Linked DNA regions of Homo sapiens: all the other regions are linked to region 3. Evidence: chromatin contacts called from ENCODE Hi-C or POLR2A ChIA-PET data. All regions are on one chromosome and are shown on one strand. Each heading gives the region's core, a stretch centred on a gene start or an enhancer-like site at or near the end of the contact. The rest is flanking DNA. Distances are from core to core; before and after follow the strand shown.

What was found. Hi-C counts contacts between places; a loop is a spot of excess contacts on that map. ChIA-PET counts read pairs that join two places held with the same protein, here RNA polymerase II (POLR2A). Pooled maps may share reads with other maps.
Region 1: a loop to region 3 is called in a pooled map, with 2.5 times the contacts of the local background. The contact joins the promoter of USP19 here to the promoter of IHO1 in region 3. A Hi-C loop is called at or near these places in 3 of 50 pooled maps. POLR2A ChIA-PET finds 5 or more read pairs at or near these places in 7 of 52 experiments (AG04449, B cell, GM12878 and 4 more).
Region 2: a pooled map shows a loop between it and region 3 (2.4-fold over the local background). The contact joins the enhancer-like site here to the promoter of IHO1 in region 3. A Hi-C loop is called at or near these places in 3 of 50 pooled maps. POLR2A ChIA-PET finds 5 or more read pairs at or near these places in 5 of 52 experiments (BJ, H1, HepG2 and 2 more).

What each region holds. Positions count from the first base shown.
Region 1 is chr3:49,118,870-49,123,232 of GRCh38, forward strand. USP19 (ubiquitin specific peptidase 19) reads right to left here and starts at 1,954. Exons shown (of 27, transcript NM_001199161.2): 1 at 1,887-1,954; 2 at 153-412. The coding sequence starts at 276. LAMB2 (laminin subunit beta 2) reads right to left here. Exons shown (of 32, transcript NM_002292.4): 26 at 4,263-4,363; 27 at 3,835-4,183; 28 at 3,294-3,501; 29 at 3,075-3,216; 30 at 2,815-2,991; 31 at 2,564-2,723; 32 at 2,245-2,493. The coding sequence ends at 2,357. RefSeq lists enhancers at 1,253-2,242, 2,243-3,231 and a silencer at 1,815-2,134.
Region 2 is chr3:49,295,185-49,300,191 of GRCh38, forward strand. USP4 (ubiquitin specific peptidase 4) reads right to left here. Exons shown (of 22, transcript NM_003363.4): 12 at 3,368-3,451; 13 at 2,686-2,780. Among named protein-coding and RNA genes, the nearest start is that of C3orf62, 20 kb to the left of the region's middle. Within about 2 kb of position 1,776, at least 11 of the 41 ENCODE cell types and tissues checked have a DNase peak (open chromatin) inside an H3K27ac peak, as active enhancers do.
Region 3 is chr3:49,197,723-49,202,789 of GRCh38, forward strand. IHO1 (interactor of HORMAD1 1) reads left to right here and starts at 1,776. Exons shown (of 8, transcript NM_001135197.2): 1 at 1,776-1,851.

The sequences.
Region 1 (4,363 bases), core at 704-3,203, 79 kb before region 3:
GGCTCTACTGAGGTTATCATGGGTCCTTCTTCTCTCATCATCAAACCAGGACAGAGAGAAGAACAAGAAAGTCATCTCCCAAACCCCAATCTGTATACCAATAAGATGGGAGGCAGAGAAGGCCACAATTACTCTGGGAATGCCACTCCCACCTTTCCTAGGATCTCCATCCTTGCTCTCCTGGTTTGCTCGATCCTTCTGCTTCTTCTTACTAGTGGTGTCCTCCAGTCCTGGGGGCCCTCTCCTTGGGCCTGTGGCACTGGCCCCGCCAGACATCTTGAGCCGCTTGGTCGACAGCCAGAGTGCCCCGGGGTCGGCAACAGCGTCTGGGTCAGGGCTGCGGCGCTTTCTTCCTGGCCCAGCTATCTTGGCAACTCTTTGTGGCCAAATTCTCCAGCAAGGAACGGACAGCCTAATGGAAAGAAGCCAGTGATCACTGCCAAGACCCAACAACTTGCTCTTTAGCTACACCCAGGGCTCAGCAACACAGGACACTAATGCTACAGAGCTGTATCTTCTCATCTCTTAAGTACCCCTGGACACTCTCAGGATATTCTGAAGAGGTAATAAATAATGCAAGTAGCAGCAACCACTTCTGGCCAAGCCTCATAGATACCCACCATAACAGTCCCACACAGGTGAAAGCCTCACTGAGGGGGCACCAGGTCAAGGAAGTCATGGCCTGGGACCAGGCTACTCCACCAATCTGGAGAGGAGCCACGGCTCCAGCCCACAGGGCTGGCACTCCGAGCAGGGTGCTCACTTTTCCTTCACTCTCACTGGCTGCTTAGTCACCACTGGAGAAATAGAAGGTGGAGGAGGAAGGCAGGACAGGAGACAAGCCGCAGGAGAACCAGGCTCTGTGGCTGTAAACAGGCTCAACCCAGGTTCTACCATTGCCCAGAAAAAGTCCTGGGGCTAAGGCACTCCACCTGCCTCCTGCCAGCTCCCACCCTTGGCAAGAACCTGCTCCTATGTACTGCTTGGTCCTTCTTCATTTCAAGAGAAAGTCCTCTCCCCAGCTGCTGTCCCAAGCAGAAAGGGACTGAAAAGTGTATCTAGATGTCACGCTACCTCTTCAGCAGCAACCCTGCTCCAGTACTAAGGCAGGATGGGCATCCAGTTTGAGACTGGAACAGAAATTATCACCTTCCTTCCCAGATGCCTTCACTCATGAGCTCTGAGCCACAAGGACCACTACAGTTTCCCACAGACCCACCAGTGGATTCTGGACTGTTTCCTCCTCCAAAATGAAGGTCTTGAAACTAGATACTGAGATGAGGCTGGGGAGGACCACAGATCCAGGACTCCTGGCAGCCTCAAGCCTGGCCTGAACCAGTAGCAGGACAGATAATGACTAGTCTGTGTTCCCCTAAGTGTGTAAAGGAGGAAGGAGGGATGGCAGGATACCCTTCTACAGGTCAGATGTGGTACTGGTGGGCTGGATCTTTAATGACACCTGCCACCGGCGCCTCCTTCTTGCACCCAGGCCCCAGCCGAAGGTCGCGTCCCTCCCCCATGCCCCAGGGACGTCGAGGCGGGTAAGGGGCTGTTTAGAGACCCGAGCCGGCCTGAAATGGCAGCGCGGGGTTACTGACCACAGATCAGCGCCCCGGTCGAGCTGCGACCCAGCTTCAGCCTCTGAACCCCGAGCCCGCCACCACCTCTCCCACGAAGTTGCCCTCGCTGGCCGCCAGTCCTCTCCCAGGTGGGAGGCTGGCCACAGGCATAGCGTAACGGCCCTGCCGGCATCAGTGGGCTGGCACGCTGCGGGGCACTAGGGGTAGGGACTGGCACGGCCCGTGACCTTGAACAGGCCGCCGCGGCCGCGCGTTGCGGCCTCCCCGCTGCGGCCAAGCCAGCGAGTTGCAGCCTGCTCCACTCACCGAGCGAGACCGCCGCAGCCAGCCCTCTTCGGGCCCTGGCAACCCGCTCTCCGTTCCGGTTCCGGCGCAGGTCGGTTCCGGTTCCGGCGCGCCCCTCCCCCGTCCCGGCGCCGCCGCCACCGCCTTAGCGGCTTGTTTTGTTTCGACTTCTAGCTAAGGCCGAGGGAGGCGGAGCGCCAAGCTGGTGACGCACTTCCGGCGGGAATGGGCTCGGAGCGACCCGCAGCTCCGGGGCGGGCCCGAGCGGAAGGAGGCGGTGCTCGGGTGGCTTAGCGGTGCATGGGTTCTGCTGGGGGCAACCTCGAGGTTCCCCTGGAGACTCCCCCGCCCGCCCCAAATCAGAGTCCAGACAACACAGTGGGGGTTCACACTGGTTTATTGGGGGCCCTGCCGGGCCAAGAGCTCTTCAGTGCATAGGCAGACATGCATGTGGGGCAGTGCTAGGAACTGGGGTAGGCCTTGGGCAGGGGTCACTGGCAGGTGTTGTAGATCTGCACCTGCAAGTTGATGGCTTGAAGCACGCTGCGCATCCTGGCCTCCAACCCGTCCAACTGGGCTGCCTTACTCTCCAGTGCCCGCTCATTTTCCTCATAGGTGCCTTCCAATTCTAGGAAGGGCAGGTGTCAGTTTAGGGGGGGTTTCCCGCAGTCTTGTGTCTCTGGTGCCCCATTTCTTACCCTGTAGCCGCTGCAGCTTGTCCTGAGCGGCTTGCAACAGGTCCCGAGCCTCATCCCGCAGTTGTTCTGCCCTTGCCTGTGCAGCCAGCACACCTTGGGCCTTGCGCTCAGCTAGGGCCTTCACCGTCTGGTACTGATCACCCAGAGGACCGCGTAGCAGCTGCAGATGTAGAGGGTTAGGTTAGCGTGGTAGCTCAGTGGAGGCCCATCTTCCACCCCTACCTTCTCCAGCTGGCTCTGCCTCAACCCACCTGCTCAGCCTCCTGGGCACGACCCTGGGCACTGCCTGCCGTTTCTTCTGCTGTAGAGGCTGCCAGACTATTTCCTGCCCGTTTCAATTTCAGAGCCTCCAGGAGAGCATCCAACTGCCGAGCCCTTTCACCTGCAGAGCTCAGTGCCCGCTCTGCACCTGCCATCCTCTCCTGTACCTGCCATGGGTGAGCCAAAGGTTACACAGATCTACGGTTCATGCCCATAACCTTGTCCCACTGATGTCCTAGGAAGACCTCACCTGGTACAGGGTCTGCTCTGTGTCCCGTGTGTCAGCCACTGCCCCCCGGATGGCACCCTGGGCAATACCCTGTGCCCGCTGGGCCTCCTCCAGTGCTGCCTGTACTGTCTCTGCCTTCTGTTTCTCATCCTCAGCCCAGCTCCTGGGGAGAAGGGGGAATCAGAACCTGGAGGTATCAAAACCAGGTGTCAGGGATAGGGGCCAGGGATGGGGTCAGACCTTGCCCGCCGTGCATCCTGCAGTAGCTGCTCGGCACGACGCACATCTCCTACAGTACGTGCCAGGATCGCATCCACATCTGCCAGGCTCCGGACTCGCTCTGCAATCGCACCCGCCAGGTGCTGGATCTGCTCAGCTGAAGCTGGGATGGAGAGCTCTAGCACCCGTGTGGCCACCATTTCAATGCTATCAGGATCAGCCCCCTCCTCTATAGGGACACAGCAAGAACTTAAGAACATAGATTCTCCAGCATGGGCATGAGGATACAGTTTTGGGGTATGGACTCAGGACATGTACATGGGATAGGGGTTTGTTACCAGGCATAAGGATATAATCACAAGGACAGGGACTATACAAGGGGCTCAGACTCAAGAACATGGACCTGGGACCACATATGGGCAATAACTCAGGAGCCAGTCAAGGGATCATAAACACTAATCCAGTGTAGTCCCTGAGGCTCAAGTATGAACCAAGGGAGATACAGACACCGGGAGTTGCCAAAGGGGACAACCACATGGCCTGGGACACGTGGGAGGCTCACGGTTGAGGAAGTCCTTCACACTCTGGATAAGTTCTTGAAGTTCCTGGTTGGCCTGTTCCACCTGTCCCCTGGAAGCATTAGCCTTGTCCAGGGCTGCCTGGGCCCGCTGCTGTGCCTCGCTTGCCTGCCGACGAGTCTCAGCCACTCTGCTGAGGATGCTACCACCTTCTGCCAGTGCCCGCTGCAGCTCTGCCTGTGTGTGCCGGGCCCGGCCCAGTGCTAGGTCTGCTGTAGCCGCTGCCCCATTGCAGCTGAGGCCCCCACAGCGCGGCTGCCCATCCTCATCTCGACAGCCGGCACCCCCACAAGGGCTTGTAGCACAGGGTGCATCCCCTGGTGCCCCACACACCTGCCAGGCACAGAACAAGTCAGGGCCCTGTGAGAGGAACATCTACACCCACCTGCCCCACCCAACACTTCAACCTCACCAGCTCATTTATGTCTGTCAGGCTCAGGGTGTGGGTATGGGCAGAGAGCTTGCCAAGTGCCCGCTGGTTGGCCATGTGTTTGCTGTTGAAGTCCTCCTTCT
Region 2 (5,007 bases), core at 526-3,025, 97 kb after region 3:
AGGCTGAGGCAGGAGAATGGTGTGAACCCAGGAGGCGGAGCTTGTAGTGAGTCAAGATCTTGTCACTGCACTCCAGACTGGGCAACAGAGCGAGACTCCATCTCAAAAAAAAAAAAAAAAAAAAAAAAAAAAAGCATTGAGTGCCCTGCCCTTTAATAAGACCAAATATTGTACAAAGATGTACACCTAGGATATTAGCCAAACTCTTTTTTTCCAAATGAGCAAGCAAATTTATAAAAGTAATTGTCATCTTTGTTCAAAAACACTGAAGTGAAAGAATCGTATCTAATTCTGAAAAACATCAGAGATAACCAAAGAAACTGCTAGATACAAATCAATGATTTTGAAAAATGTGTCTTACTTAGTGAATACATGGGATTGAGGAGATTTATAGATGTTTTATCCTGGAACAGATGTTACCAAAATTGCTGGCAACCGACTGTAGTCTTTCCCTCTTCCTATAGGGGGAGACACAAACTTACTGATTCAAATTTTGAAACTAAACATATGCACGTGTGCGCGCGCGCGCGCACACACACACACACACACACCCCCCCCTCCCCAAATGCCTAGCAAACAGTCCTGACTGAAGTTTATGAAGGAGGAATTTCTAATACATAAAAATGTCCAAGGTGTGCTCTCGAGTAAATACTGTGGTCCAGCATAGTGGTAAAGAACCAGGCCTTGGAGTGCACCTGCCCCAGGTTCCAGGTCCACATTGCCATTTTCTGGCTGCTAGTAATAAGCACCTAACTTCTTAGTCTATTTATTCGGTGGACAATGGGATTACCCACTTTAAAAGGTGTGGTAAGAATTAAATAATTTAGTAGCACAGTGTACAACACATTAAAAAGTAGCAGATGCAGGCCGGGCACAGTGGCTCACACCTGTAATCCCAGCACTTTGGGAGGCCGAGGGGGACGGATTACGAGGTCAGGAGATCGAGACCACCCTAACTAACACAGTGAAACCCCATCTCTACTTAAAATACAAAAAATTGGCCAGGTGTGGTGGCACGCGCCTGTAGTCCCAGCTACTCAGGAGGCTGAGGCAGAATGGCATGAACCTGGGAGGCGGAGCTTGCAGTGAGCCACGATCACACCATTGTACTCCAGCCTGGGTGACACAGCAAGACTCTATCTCAAAAACATAAATAAATAAAAAATAAAAAATACCAGATGCTGGCCGAGCACAGTGGCTCACGCCTGTAATCCCAGCACTTTGGGAGGCCAAGGCGGGTGGATCACGAGGTCAGGAGATTGAGACCATCCTGGCTAACACGGTGAAGCCCTGGCTCTACTAAAAATACCAAAAATGAGCCAGGCGTGGTGGCGGGTGCCTGTAGTCCCAGCTACTCGGGAGGCTGAGGCAGAAAAATGGCATGAACCCGGGAGGCAGAGCTTGCAGTGAGCCGAGATTGCGCCACTGCACTCCTGCCTGGGAGACAGAGCGAGACTCCGTCTAAAAAAATAAAATAAAATAAAATAAAAATACCAGATGCTACTATTGCTTTCATAAAACAATTGTCAATTCAAATTCATCTATAAAAGAATTTGTTTTTCCAATGGTTGGCCCATAGGCCCTCTGAAAATTCCTTTGTTGGTGGTCTGCTAAGCTCCCCACAGGGTAATCCTCCAGTTCCTTTCAGCTCAGGTGTGTGAAAACACTACTTTCTGGAATTTACAGAGACCATGTTAAGGGCTTGGGGTTATATGTGAAAGTGGACTTTCCCATGTTCTAGCCCTTGGCACAGTGTCAGCTCTTGGCTGTGTCTGTGCAAGTGAGAACAGAAATAGATCTTGGGTGTGGCTAGGAACTATTCCTTTTAGAGAGATCTAGAAGTCATAGGCCCAAAAATGTAAAGGGAAGGAACTATCTCCTTTACATACTGAATTCCTCAGCCAAAAACAAAAACCAAAACAAAATCCTAAAACCCTTTCTCAGCAGAGGCAAGTTCCTGAGTGAGAGGTAAAGAGGGAGGGACAGTACGGCTGTGCTCCATACTTCCTGGGCAAGTGGCTGCCTGGGAGCAGCAGGCAAGTTCATGTATGGGAGCAGCCGGCAAGTTATTACACCACTGTGCCTGGAAGAGGGACACACACACAATTACACAGAGCAGCCATGAAGCAGCATGTGGGAAGGCAGAGGAGGCCTTTGTATTGTCCTCACAGAGATGAAGAAACTCAGTCTCAGAGCTTACAGAATGTTTGAGCTGAAAACAGCTGTTTAAATCAGCCCTGTCATTTCTGCATTGGGGATGGTAGTATCATGGTACTCGCTGAGAAGCTACAGCCTGTGGCAGAGAAAGGACAAGATCCTTCCGTACCACACCCCTACTACCATCTTCCCATCACACAGCTGGGATTCCTCTTAAGAAAGGCATCTCTGATGGTAGGACCATCTGTAGGAGCAGTGATTTGGCCTTCTTCATAGGCAAAACTGTTGAAAAAAGGCTGTGGCTGTGCTGAGGAGAGTTATCAGAATGTTTAGCTCTGCAGGGCAGGAGGGGTTGAGCACTGATGGCTGCCCACGATGCCCTCAATACCCATCTCTTGCACCCAGGGGTCAGGGCCAATCCACATGAGCAATGACTGCCCACATTTTTGTTCTGGAGATATGAATGCAGCAAAGTCTCTAGAATGTGTCCTCTGACCTGACCTGCAGCAGAAACTGCTGAGTACTCACACGAAAATGTCATCCCGAGGCATGATGTGGTTTAAACCTTCATCCATTTGGAAAATTTTGTGGAATCGGTGATTATACACATCTGCGACCACCATCTAAGAATGAACAGTAACAGAAAGACCACAGAATGGCTAAGAGTGCCCCTACTAACTGCTTAAAACCCAGAAACAAATGAAAAAAAAAATACTCATACTCAAATGTTGCCTCTAGAGAAACCACCACACAAACAGCCCCAGAGAGCTGAGGGCCAAGGCCCAAGGGGGAGCAGCATGGCTGCCATCAGAATTGAACATGCTGGTAGCATCTGCCCTCGACTGGCAGGAAGGGCGAGGAGTGTGGTGCTAACCAGAAACCAGCAGTTGTCCAGAGCCTCTGGAGTATTCCATAGTCTGCAGTCTCTATGCCACCCTCAGTGCACAGATCTGACAGCAGAGCCCTACTCCTGGTCCTTTGACCACGGCTAGTGTGAACCCAATGAAGGAAAGATAGTGTTTCCTGGAGCTGGAAGGGACAGTCTCAGTCACAATGTGCATAGTGAGTGAGGCATCCAGACACACACAAATAATCACATTTGTGCTGGCAATAACAACAACCCCAAAAAGTGGCTTCAAGGTTGAAAGTAAACTCCAAATGCTATGAAGTATCCCAAATAGACCGAGTGCCACTGATCACCCCGCCTTACATTTTCTGCAGCAATGCCAGACAGCCTGGAGAGAGCCTCGCACAGGTCGGACACAGCCCCCATCAGCGGCACAGTCACACGGTACTGCAAGACAGAGATGGTCAAGGTCACAGGGGTGCCCCACAAAGGGTGCGAAATGCATTAGGAGAAGCAGGCATCACTAGGGGCAGAGGAGCCCTTCTAGAAACAATGTATGGTGAGGTCAGGGTACAGATGAGTCAGAAGCAGAGCAAATAAGCAGGACCTCTATGTCAGCATCCTCCTCAATACACAGGCAGCAGCATGGGGGCTAGGCCATCTCTTTCTCTTCCAAACATTGCTTCATTTTATTCTTAATTCTTTAGAGTACTTTCTGAAGAACTGCTGAAATTATACAAATTCAAATTGCCATCTGGTCCTACCTTTTTATTTTATTTTTATTTTTTGTAGAGACAGGGTCTCAAACTCCTGGCCTCGAGCAATCCTCCCGCCTCAGCATCCCAAAGTGCTGGGATTACAGGTGTTGGCCACCAAGCCCGGCCTCAACTTTCTTTTTTTTCTTTTTTCTTTTTTTTCTGAGACACAGTCTTGCTCTGTCACACAAGCTGGAGCGCAGTGACGCGATCTTGGCTCACTGCAACCTCCACCTCCCGGGTTCAAGCGATTCTCCTGCCTCAGCCTCCTGAGTAGCTGGGATTACAGGCGCGCACCACCACGCCTGGATAATTTTTGTATTTTTAGTACAGACAGGGTTTCACCATGTTGGTCAGGGTGGTCTCGAACTCCTGACCTCGTGATCTGCCCGCCTCGGCCTCCTGAAGTGCTGGGATTACAGGGGTAAGCCACCGTGCCCAGCCTGCCTCAACTTTTTTTTTTTTTTGAGACGGAGTCTCGCTCTGTCGCCCAGGCTGGAGTGCAGTGGCGCAATCTTGGCTCGCTGCAAGCTCCGCCTCCCGGGTTCACGCCATTCTCCTGCCTCAGCTGCCCGAGTAGCTGGGACTACAGGCGCCCGCCACCATGCCTGGCTAATTTTTTGTATTTTTAGTAGAGACGGGGTTTCACCGTGTTAGCCAGGATGGTCTGGATCTCCTGACCTCGTGATCTGCCCGCCTCGGCCTCCCAAAGTGCTGGGATTACAGGCGTGAGCCACCGCGCCCGGCCCTCAACTTTCTTTAGAGACAAAGAAACCAAAACCAGAAGGCTAAGCAATACAATTACTCAGTGAGCCATCAGCAGGGTAAGACACTAAGACCTGCTGCTCACACCTCTCATCTGGCCTAATCTTCTGTACAGGCTGTCCTAGGTTATGTGAGGGTATATCTGAGTACGAAAAGAACCGTGCTTCTGGTTCCCCAACATTCAGATTCAAGAACCACTTAGTAGATCAGGTTACTTTAGTCGCGTGAATGAAGTGTGGCCAAAAAAGTGACAGAGGCCGGGTGCGGTGGCTCACGCCTGTAATCCCAACACTTTGGGAGGCCAAGATGGGCAGATTACTTGAGGTCAGGAGTTCTGGCCAACAAGGTAACATCCTGTCTCTACTATGTCTCTACTAAAAATACAAAAATTAGCTGAGCGTGGTGGTACACGCCTGTAATCCCGGCTACTGAGTGGCTGAGGTAGGAGAATCGCTTGAACCTGGGAGGAAGACGTTACAGTGA
Region 3 (5,067 bases), core at 526-3,025:
AATTAACTGGGTGTGGTGGCAGGCACCTGTAATCCCAGCTACTTGGGAGGCTGAGGTAGGAGAATCGCTTGAACCTCAGAGGTGGAGGTTGTGGTGAGCCGAGATTGTGCCATTGCACTCCAGCCTGGGTGAAACTCCTGAGAGTGAAACTCCATCTCAAAAAAAAAAAAAAAGAAGAAGAAGATAGTAAATATGTTCATCACCCCAAGTTTCCTTCTGCCTAGTCGTAATCTTTCCTTATGGCACTCATTTGCCTCAGGCAATGCCACACCTCTGCTTTCTGTCACTATAGATTAATTTGCATTTTCTCGAATTTTATATAAATGGGATCATACAGTATGTATTCTTTTGTGTTTGGCTTTCACTCAGCGTAATTATTTTGAAATTTATTCATGTTGTTGTATCCATTGTTCATTCCTTTTTATTGCTTAGTAGTTGTCCATTGTATGGATATGCCAAATCTCTCCTCTTGATTTTTTGAATCCATACACAAATCAGGTTTTCATCCTCACTACATCACTGTAACTGCTCCTACCAAGGTCACTCAAAGTTAATTCTAACTAATCTTCCCTGAACACATCCGCAGCATTTGTCATAGCTGATCTCTGCCTCCTCTTTGAAGCAGTTCCAAGTGCCTTCCAGAATGCCTCATTCTCCTGGTGTCTTTCCCCGTCTCCTGACCAGGCTTGCTCCAACTCCTTGGCTGCTTTTCCTTCATCTCCAAAGTCCTCTAAACTGGTGTGTCCTGGGGCTGAATCCAATCTCCTTTCCATTTATACTCCATTGGTGATTGCATCCTGTTTTTGTTTGTTTTTTGAGACAGGGTCTCATTCTGTCGCCCAGGCTGGAGTGTAGTGACGCGATCTCGGCTCACTGCAACCTCTACCTCCCAGGTTCAAACGATCCTCCCGCCTCAGCCTCCGAGTAGCTGGGACCACAGGCATGTGTTACCACGCCGGACTAATTTTTTGTAGAGCTGGGGTTTCGCCATGCTGCCCAGGCTGGTCTCAAGCATGTTTTTTGCTTTCTAAGTCATCTATAAGCACCAGAGGCAGAGTTACATAGATCCTTCCTGCCTACCCGCACTGTCCCTGCCCTCAGGCCACTCCAGCATCCAGCAGGCCAGAAACCTCAGAAGATTTCTTGCCTCCTTTCTCTTTCCTCCAGGGGCCCGGTTCGATGTCCCCATCTGCCCACGGCGCCTCTCGTGCCAGCTGCTCCGCCTGTCCTGCCCTTGCTCAGACCACCCAAGTATCATCTGTGCTCTGGCCCCTGGCCACCAGTTCCACCCCACATGCTGTCCTCACAGGTGGCGCCTTGCCATTCCTGGGGACCAGGGCCTCCTTGTTCTGGTCATACACAGTGGAGTGTAGGTCGAGCGACAAGTGAGTAGATCTGCATGCCAGGTGGGCCGAGGGTGGCCATTCCGGCGTGAGTGTGGGGGTGTGAGGGAACGTTGCATGGGGTGCACGTGGGCTGGGTGTGGCGTGCAGCGGTGTGGCGCCAGGCAGGCAGCTTGGCGGGGCCCACAATCAGCGCGGTTGAGACCATTAGTACGGTTAAAACCGTTAGCTGCCTGTCGCGGCGAGGGCGGGGCCCTGGGGACTGGACGGAATCCCAGTTGGTCAGAGGAGACCCTGGGGGCGGGGCCGCGCGAGTTGCCGTTAGGACAGTTAAAACCGTTAGCTGCCTGTCGTGGCGGGGCGGGGCCCTGGGACAGGACGGAATCCCTATTGGTCAGAAGAGGACCTGGGGGCGGGGCCGCGCGTGCCGTTGCAGAGGCAGCGGGACGCGGCCACCTCGAAGCCACGTCAGGGCAGCCCCAGGTCGGGCGCGTGCCAGCAGCCAGAGGTGGGGACAGGAGGGCTTTGGGCAGGGTGGGTTGGGGAAAGGCGGGGGGAGGGGCTGAGGAGCCGGATGGGGCCGTGGGTCTGGGTTCAGGATACCAGCGGTCCTCCCGGGCTTTCCCGGGACGTTGGTCTTGTAGTCCCTCCCCTGCCCTTTCTTTCCCTATGGCGATGGCCGCTCTGGCTCTTGAAGGAGGCTTCACTTCCGCGCTTATCCTTGGAGAGCAGTTTTCATCCGATTCGCAGGGGTCCGCGACCTCCTATCCCAGATCCCCGCCTGGAGTTGAGGAGTGAGACCGGGTACGCCCCGGGAGCCAGAGTGAGCGGAGACCCAGAGAAGCCCGCTGGGATTTCTCTTTGATTATGAGTAGGGAAAACCCTGTGAGGCCTCTGGAAAGACATCAGAAGGATTTAGTCTAGGAGCTCAGAGCGTGTCTCCAGGTGGAGAAGAGGCGGAAAATGAGAGAGGCGGCCGGCCATTAGTGTTTGAGGCGGGCCGGTGGCCACAGGGGGCCTGAAGTCTGAGTAAGAGACCTGATTTTTTCTGCTAGAACTTTCTGCAGTGGAGGAACGGGAGGGGCACCTGGAGGGCCTCACATCGCAGCCTCAAGAATCTCGCAGTAGGCCGGCTGCGGTGGCTCACGCCACACTTTGGGAGGCTGAGGCAGGCGGATCTCCTGAGGTCAGGAGCTCGAGACCAGCCTGGCCAACATAGCGAAAACCCGTCTCTACTAAAAATACAAAAATTAGCAGGGCGTGGTGGCGCATGCCTGTAATCCCAGCTACTTGGGAGGCTGAGGCAGGAGAATCACTAGAACCTGGGAGGCGGAGGTGGCAGTGAGCTGAGATCGCGCCACTGCACTCCAGCCTGGGCGACAGAGTGAGACTCGGTCTCAAAAAAAAAAAAAAGAAAGAAAGAAAGAAAGAAAGAAAGAAAGAAAGAAAGAAAAGAAAAAAGATTGTCGCAGTAGAGTTGACGACGGTGGTCAGATGAGGTAGTCCATGCCAATCGGGGCGGTCCTCTCCCCCTCACGTGTTCCTCCCTTGTGTACCCACCCTGCCAGGGCCCTTCCCTTGTATATAGTTCCATTCCTTGCATGCACTCAACTTTTTCTCCCCTTTTATGCTTCCTTTAATAGGAAAGAGAGTGAGAGGTGAAAGTTTTTAATCTGTGCATTTCAGTTTTCATTTACCTTGGAATGACCGTGTTCCACCTTAGAACGAATACCTCTTCCTTACTAGTGCTGTACTAGCATCTTCAAGGAGAGCTTTAGAGAGATGGGATTTCCATCCTCTGGGAATTTAAAAGCCTATACAGGTAGCATGGAGATAAATACATGTACAAAAGAGAGATGAACCTGAGTTTGAGTACATCAAGCCCCAGCTGGTTCTTAGACATATTGAGAATAAGGGTGTACTTACCACAGTTTTTTGTTTTTTTTGAGACGGAGTCTCGCTTTGTTGCCCAGGCTGGAGTGCAGTGGCACGATCTCTGCTCACTGCAAGCTCCGCCTCCCAGGTTCACGCCATTCTCCTGCCTCAGCCTCCCAAGTAGCTGGGACCACAGGCACCCGCCACCACACCCGGCTAATTTTTTGCATTTTTAGTAGAAACGGGGTTTCACCGTGTTAGCCAGGATGGTCTCGATCTCCTGACCTCGTGATCCGCCTTTCTCAGCCTCCCAAAGTGCTGGGATTACAGGCATGAACCACCGCACCCGGCCATTTACCACAATTTTTAAAAATTGGGCCGAGTTGGCTGTGCGCGGTGGCTCATGCCTATAATCCCAGCACTTTGGGAGGCCAAGGCGGGTGGATCACCTGAGGTCAGAAGTTCAAGACCCAGAAGTTCAAGACCAGTCTGGCCAACATGGTGAAACCCTGTCTCTACTAAAAATACAAAAATTAGCCAGGTGTGGTAGCACACGCCTGTAATCCCAGCTACTCGGGAGGCTGAGGCAGGAGAATCACTTGAACCTGGGAGATGGAGGTTGCAGTGAGCCAAGATCGCGCCACTCCACTCCAGGCTGGTCGACAAAGCGAGACTGCATCCCAAAAAAAATTGGGCTGGGTGTGGTGGCTCACGCCTGTAAATCACAGCACTTTGGGAAGCCGAGGCGGGTGAATCACTTGAGCTCAGGAGCGTGAGACCTGCCTGAGCAACATGGTAAACCTCTGTCTCTACCAAAAATACAAAAAATTAGCCAGGTATGATGGCGTGCACCTGTGGTCCAAGCTACTCAGGAGTCTGAGTTGGGAAGATTGCTTGAGCCTGATAGGTGGAGGTTGTAGTGAGCCAAGATCGCAACATTGCACTCCAACCTGGTTAATAGAGTGAAGCCCCAGCTCAAAAGGAAAGAAAACCATATATTTTAAATTTGTGACTATTTGGCATGTTTTGCTCCACAAAATCTAGTTGTAATTTAGTTCCTAAGTTTTTAACTCATTAAACAAGAAATGTTTTCAGAGCTCCTATTATGTTCCAGGAATGATTTTTAGGTTCTAGGGCTGTAGTAGTAAATAAAGAAAAAATTATTGTCCTCAAAAGAGCTTAATATTACATTCTAGTAAACATGGATATCTGTAGAGACAGAAAAGACAAGTTAATAGTGTATTAGAATGATGTAGTGTTACATTAGAATGATGTAGTATTACACTATTAGAATAGTGTAATAGTGTATTAGAATGATGATGTGTTGCAGAGAAAAAAGCAGGGGAGAGCCATAGTGATTGTCAAGAGGTTACTTCTTTTTAATTTTTTTTTTTTTTTTTTTTTGAGAAGAGTCTTGCTCTGTCGCCCAGGCTAGAGTGCAGTGGCGCGATCTCTGCTCACTGCAAGCTCCACCTCCTGGGTTCGCGCCATTCTCCTGCCTCAGCCTCCTGAGTAGCTGGGACCACAGGTGCCTGACACCATGCCCGGCTAATTTTGTGTGTGTGTGTGTGTGTGTGTGTGTGTGTGTGTGTGTGTGTGTGTGTGTTTCATATTTTTAGTAGAGATGGGGTTTCACCGTGTTAGCCAGGATGGTCTCGATCTCCTGACCTCGTGATCTGCCCACCTCGGCCTCCCAAAGTGCTGGGATTACAGGCGTGAACCACCGCACCCAGCCAATTATTTTTATTTTTTTCAGATAGAGTCTCGCTCTCTCACCCAGGCTGGAGTACGATGGCGCAGTCTTGGCTCACTGCAACCTCCGCCTCCTGGGTTCAAGCGATTCTCCTGC